Linked DNA regions of Homo sapiens: region 1 is linked to region 2. A link is an interaction called in ENCODE POLR2A ChIA-PET data of the cell type or tissue named here. Cell type or tissue: HepG2. All regions are shown on one strand. Links, peaks and the distances in the headings refer to the core of each region. The heading gives the core; the rest is flanking DNA.

Region 1 (2,908 bases), core at 113-2,612, 51 kb after region 2:
GAAGAAAACTATCCAAGCAGTCTGCCGGTTCTGGCAGTGTGGTTACCCAGGAGTAGCCCCATTTGGTGCACTGGCAGAGGGCCTTTTGCAAGGGCATAGAAACACCTGGGTTTCCTCTTTGGAGGGCTGTGTGGCCAGACGATGTTTCCATGTGATGTTTCCTCGCGGCTCCCGTTTCGGCTGCCTCCTGGCCTCCCTGGCCTCTGTGCTCTGGTCTTCCTGACATTCTGGAGCCCTGGGTTTGCAGAGACAAGGCCCACAAGACAAGTGGTGAAAACAGAAGTCTGGAAGAACAAAGCCCTGAGCCAGCACAGGCACTAACCATGATTAGCAGTAGCCTAAACAGGATTGGAACGGGAGCAAAAGAATCGGCAGGGCCTCCCTCTGAGAGCCAACTTTCCAGGCCTGGAGCTGACTTAGATGGCTCGTTGGCTCCCTGGGTTGCATCTCTGTTCCTGCTGGTGAAGGCTGGGGCTCGGGTCTCTGGCAAGTAGGAAGTCCCTGCAAGTCTCCAATTTCTGCTCCATGGAGACAAGTCAAATGAAAAGGACTATCTGTTAAGTCATAGACTTGAAGCACTGTGTGACTTCGGGCAAGTAACTTGCCCTCTCTGGGCCTCAGTTACGCATCTTTTCAAAGAAGGGAGAGAGAGGACTAGAATCTGACCCCTAGATGATCTTAAATGGCCTTCTTCCACTCTGACATGCTCTATACTTGGGAAGTTTATGGGTCAAGTGCACACAGAATCCATTTCCAAGAGGGTCAGCTGCATTTGTCAGGGAGAATGAATGGAGGTTGAATACTTCTGTAATAGGCCTTCAGGGCTGAAGTCCTCAAGTTGGAAGCCATGGTGTTAGGAAGCTTAATTGAAGAGAAGATTCTGATTCCATGTCTCCTGTGGACTTCTTCTTCCTGATTTTCAGAGATTACAAGGATTTGCCCTCTAATTCTCTGCAGAGTAGTCATTTTGGTATAGCTGTAGCCAGGGAAACTGACCGAGAAGGACATGTGTCGTTTTTGTACCTTCTCTTCCCCACCTCGCCTTTCTTTATCAGTTTGGGAAACTTCCTAGGAAGTTTGGTATGTGACATAATCCAATGAAGGACTCAAGGAGTGAGGGCAGGTGCCAGACAAGGGCCAGGAAGAGAGGGGGCTGGAAGGAGATGGAACAGAAATAAATGGGATCGCAGGAACACAGGAAGGCAAGGGGTAGTCTCCTCTGAGGAGGCATTCATGGAAAAAATGATTCTAAATTTGGGGACTGCTGAATGACAGAAAGTACAGTCAACTTCTTTATTGCAGGATTTCTCCGAGCCTTTGATATACAGTTGTGCTTTCCGGATTGTCAAGACTGGGATGCAGGGTACAGCTCTTCCCTAATGTATCTGGCCAATTTCCTAGAAAGCATGTCCCTGGTGGGTGTGGGAAATACTACTGAAGAATTATGAGCCCAGACGTTGCCCAGGATGGAAGTACCTGCCTTCCCTGAGCCTTGGTATTCTCCGTTTGTGTAATTAAACAAAGCTGCCTTTTATTTCTCTCCAGGGCTCATGCTATTGCCATTTGCTTCAAGTAAGCAAGTCATGCCAGAAAGGTTGGCCCTGCCCTTCTCCCCAGGCAACCCCAGGGCAGCTTGACACTTTGACCTTTAGTCGTTGCCCATGGTGAGCTGGGGGCCTGGCCCCATGAAAAGGCATTCTCACAACAGTGGCAGCAGATTGGAGAGGATGAAGAGGAAGGACCAAGGATTATCTTGGAGCAATTCTGGAAAAAGTCAGAGTAGGGGAATTAAGGCTTTGGGAAGACACTTTTTAAAGTCTATTTTTTTTTTTTTTTTTGAGGCAGAGTCTCGCTCTGTCGCCCAGGCTGGAGTGCAGTGGCATGAACTTGGCTCACTGCAAGCTCCGCCTCCTGGGTTCACGCCATTCTCCTGCCTCAGCCTCCCAGGTAGCTGGGACTACAGGCGCCCGCCACCACGCCTGGCTAATTTTTTTGTATTTTTGGTAGAGATGGGGTTTCGCTGTGTTAGCCAGGATGGTCTTGATCTCCTGACCTCATGATCCGCCTGCCTCGGCCTCCCAAAGTGCTGGGATTACAGGTGTGAGCCACCGTGCCCGGCCGTTTTTTAAAGTCTAGAGTCCTGTCATATCAGGTGATATTAATTCATCTTATAAAAATATACTGGACACTTCCTGTGTGCCTGCCAGGGGCTGGAAATATAAGCCCGGCATGGTGGCACATGCCTGTAATCTCAGCTACTCGGGAGGCTGAGGTGGGAGGATAGCTTGAGCCCTGGAGTTCAAGTCTAGCCTGGGCAACACTGTGAGACTCTGTCTCAAAAAAAAAAATGAAAAAAAAAAAAAGAGTGAATAAGACAGGCATCCTTGCCCTTTAGAGACTTCGTCTAGACAGGGAAATAGGAGAGTAGACAATGACCACACATGTGAGACCTGCTGTAGTGTGGCATGTGCAGTGAGCTGCGGGAGGTGACACCCAAGCTGGGATCTAATGGATGTGTAGGAACTGACCAGGCAAAGGAGTAGTGTCTACATGATGGGAGTAGCATGTGCAAAAGCCCAGAGCTGGAGAAGGCGTTCAGGGGACCATCACTGGCGTCTGAGTGCTATTTCAGCTGGTTTACATTATGCTGCAAGTAACTGAAGACCCAACTCAAAATAGTTTAAACGATAAGGGGGGTTATTCCCATATCAAGAGGCCTCAAGGAAGAGCAGTACTAGGGTTGGTGAATTCAGCATCCCAACAGTGTCTTCAGACACCCACTATTTTTCTGTTCTGCTATCCTCACGTGCTCATGGGGCTTGTTACCTTATGTGCCCAAAATGACTGCAGCAGCTCCGAGCAGTATGTCCTTACTCAACAACATATAAAGACTTGAAGAAAACCTTCT
Region 2 (2,908 bases), core at 119-2,618:
AAAGTTATTTGCAATACACATATCTGACAAAGGACTTCTATCCAGAATATATACAGAGCTTCTACAAGCCAGTAAGAAAAAGACTAACAACTCAACTTAAAACTGACCAAAAGATTTGAACTGGCATTTTGCAAAATATGATATCCAAATATTTAATAAACATATGAAAATTGCCCAACATAATTAGTCACCAGGGAAATTAAATGAAAACCATAGTGAGATACAAGTACACACATACCAGAATGAAATGAATACAATTAAAAAGACAGGCAGTACTGTTTGTGAACCATTTTCAGAAAACAATTTTGCAGTATCTACTAAAGCTAAACAAATCCCTATCCCATGATCTAGCAATTCCACTTAGGTCTCTGCCTAAGAGAAATGAGTTCAAATATCCAACAAAAGACATATATGAGACTGGGCATGGTGCTTCTCATCTGTAATCCCGGCACTTTTGGTGGCTGAGGCAGGAGGATCACTTGAGCCAGGAGTTCAAGACCAGCCTGGGCAACACGGTGAAACCCCATCTCTACAAAAATTACAAAAATTAGCTGGGTGAGGAGGCTGAAGTGGGAAGACCACTTGAGCCCAGACGTTGAGGCTGCCGTGAACCGAGATGGTACCACCGCACTCCAGCCTAGGCAACAGAGTGAGATCCAGTCTAAAAAAAGAAAAAAGAAAAGAAAAAAAGACATATATGAGACTGTTCATAGTAGCTGTTTAGCCACCTCCTTCATCACCACCACCACTGTTTCTACTTCCATCATCCTCATCATTACCACCACTATCACCATAACGCCATCACCACCATTACCAAAACTCAACCATCACCACCAATACCTATGTAACCAGCAGACGCCATAGTCATTTGGTCACTGCAACCACTGTCACCAGCATCATCAAAATCTCTACCGTGACCACCACCATCATCACTATTACCACGCTTCCATCCTTCGGAGTCTGGGCTTATTCATTCCAGGAAACTAAAGCTGTTAAACTGGGCTCCCAGCCAGCGGCACCCCCATTGACCACGGTGCTCCCTGTTCCCACAGCTAGGGCTGAGTTCCTCTGTGTACCCCCTCTCCTCTTCACCCTGTTTTTGTCTGCAGACTGCATTCCTTCCTCAGGAGCAGTAAGTCTCCACTTCTCCTGACGCGATTGAGGATAGGACAGATGGAAGGCCTGCAGGGACCTTAGCAGCCGGCTGGGCCCCGCAGGGCGCATACCCAGCCCTCGCTAGAGGGCAGCAGAGCACCATGCCCCTGCGACCCGGGTTCATCACAAAGGAAGCTTTGTGGAGTGCAGGCCTGCGCTTTGCAGCTCGCTCCTGAGCCAGTGCCCAGCCCCAGGAGGGGCTGACCAGCTGATGCGTGGTGAGAGACGAGCAGGCCCTCAAGATGCACTCTCCGAGAGAGTGAAGAAAGCAACACGAGTAATCAGGGGGCCCTCCCACCAACCCCCTGCCCCCCGGTCCATCCTCTTCAATCCACTCTCCTCCAGTTAGCCCAGCCATCCTTCCCTGGAAAAACCCTGCCCTGGCTTACTCTCGGGCCTCTGAAGAGTGTCTGAGCTCCCAGCTTGGGACTCGAGGCCATTTGGGCTCTTGCTCCTGCTGATCCCTCCGGCTGTGGTCTCCACCACCCTGCACCCCTACCTCCCGCGCTCCAGTCCCCAAAGCTTTGCTTCCATCCTCTGCTTGTGCCGGTGGTTCTCCCTCTTTCAGGAGTGCTGTCTTCCACTGGGTGGACTCGTCCTGCAAGCTTTCCCTAGAACGCCTTCCCTGCCACCCCCTACCCGCCAGGACAGGTCAGAGCCCGCCTCTGAGTCCCCACAGTCTCCCGGGCTCCCCTCCGTTGCAGCACTGATCACACTGGGCTTCTCTCTTCCTGTCTGCTGGGCAGCAGAGACTGTGGATGCTTCATCCCTGAGGTCTATGAGCCAGCGCAGGGCCCAGCACACACTGGGAGCTTAGCAAACATGGGTGGAAGGAAAGAAAGGAGCCAGGAAGGAGGCAGGGGTGCTGGTGAGAGGCCTGCTGGGCGCTTCTCTGTGTCCTTCCTCAGCCTCCATCTCTCTTCCCTCCCTTCCTCTGGGGGCTAACAAAAAACACTCAACTCCATGATGCGAGGATTCATTTAGGGACTCATTTGTCATGGAGATCATCAGCTCCTGTCACAAAGCTGCTCTCAAATGCACCCAGAAACAGGGTGACATTCTTCTCGCTTGGGCCAAGCTGGCCTCTCAGACCAAACTGTCCGATGCAAATCTAGAATCCCCAGAGGGTGGAGGCCAGGCTCTACTAGGCCCAGGTGAGCCCCCGTGTCGCTGCTCTCTGCTCTTTCCAGCACCCCAGCAGCACATTACACAGGAGGGCTTATGGCCATTTTTCAGCTAGAGACTGAAGTCTTGGTGGGAAGAGGCAGAGCCCAGTCTGGGGCTCACCCTGCAAGGCAGCGTGGCACAGTACTGAGGTGGAGCGGAGATGAGAAAGAAGGTCTGTGAGGAAGGAGGTTCTTCTTATATCACATGACAATCATCTATCATTGCTCCACTTGTACCCCACGCAGAGGAAAAGCCAGATGGGTCCAGGGCCTGTTGTGAAATTTTTGCCAACAGAGCTTGCTGTCCATCTATAATTAAAACATGAGTGGAGGCCATAGGACTCATTACATTTCCCAAAATTCTCCATGCAGAGATCATTGAATTCACTTCTGTCTGGCTCACTACTGCATTTTACAGATGGGAAAACGAAAGGAGGCCAGTACAGGCTGGGGCAGCAGTTGCATTCGTGGGAGAGCCGAGACTCTAGGGAGAGATGGAGAGCCATAGAAACCCATTGGTGCCCCTGGGCCACCACTCTTTCCTCTAACTGCCTGCCCCCGCCACCCCCACCCCAGAGGATACTAAA

Evidence for each region. Peaks named below come from ENCODE experiments on the same cell type or tissue, not always from the same donor. Only the 100,000 strongest peaks of a DNase experiment are listed, where the experiment ranks them.
Region 1: POLR2A ChIA-PET joins it to region 2 with 6 read pairs; 6 of 35 experiments call an interaction of 5 or more read pairs at or near these places.

What each region holds. Positions count from the first base shown.
Region 1 is chr9:114,158,335-114,161,242 of GRCh38, forward strand. All of the region lies in intron 1 of COL27A1 (collagen type XXVII alpha 1 chain), which reads left to right. Among named protein-coding and RNA genes, the nearest start is that of COL27A1, 4.3 kb to the left of the region's middle. In HepG2, for the core only: no CTCF peak of the experiment used is centred there; a DNase peak (open chromatin) is centred at 1,624.
Region 2 is chr9:114,106,873-114,109,780 of GRCh38, forward strand. No RefSeq gene overlaps it. Among named protein-coding and RNA genes, the nearest start is that of KIF12, 9.0 kb to the left of the region's middle. RefSeq lists a silencer at 1,167-1,256. In HepG2, for the core only: CTCF peaks have their summits at 1,242 (motif pointing right) and 1,755; a DNase peak (open chromatin) is centred at 1,259; H3K4me3 peaks cover 665 bases.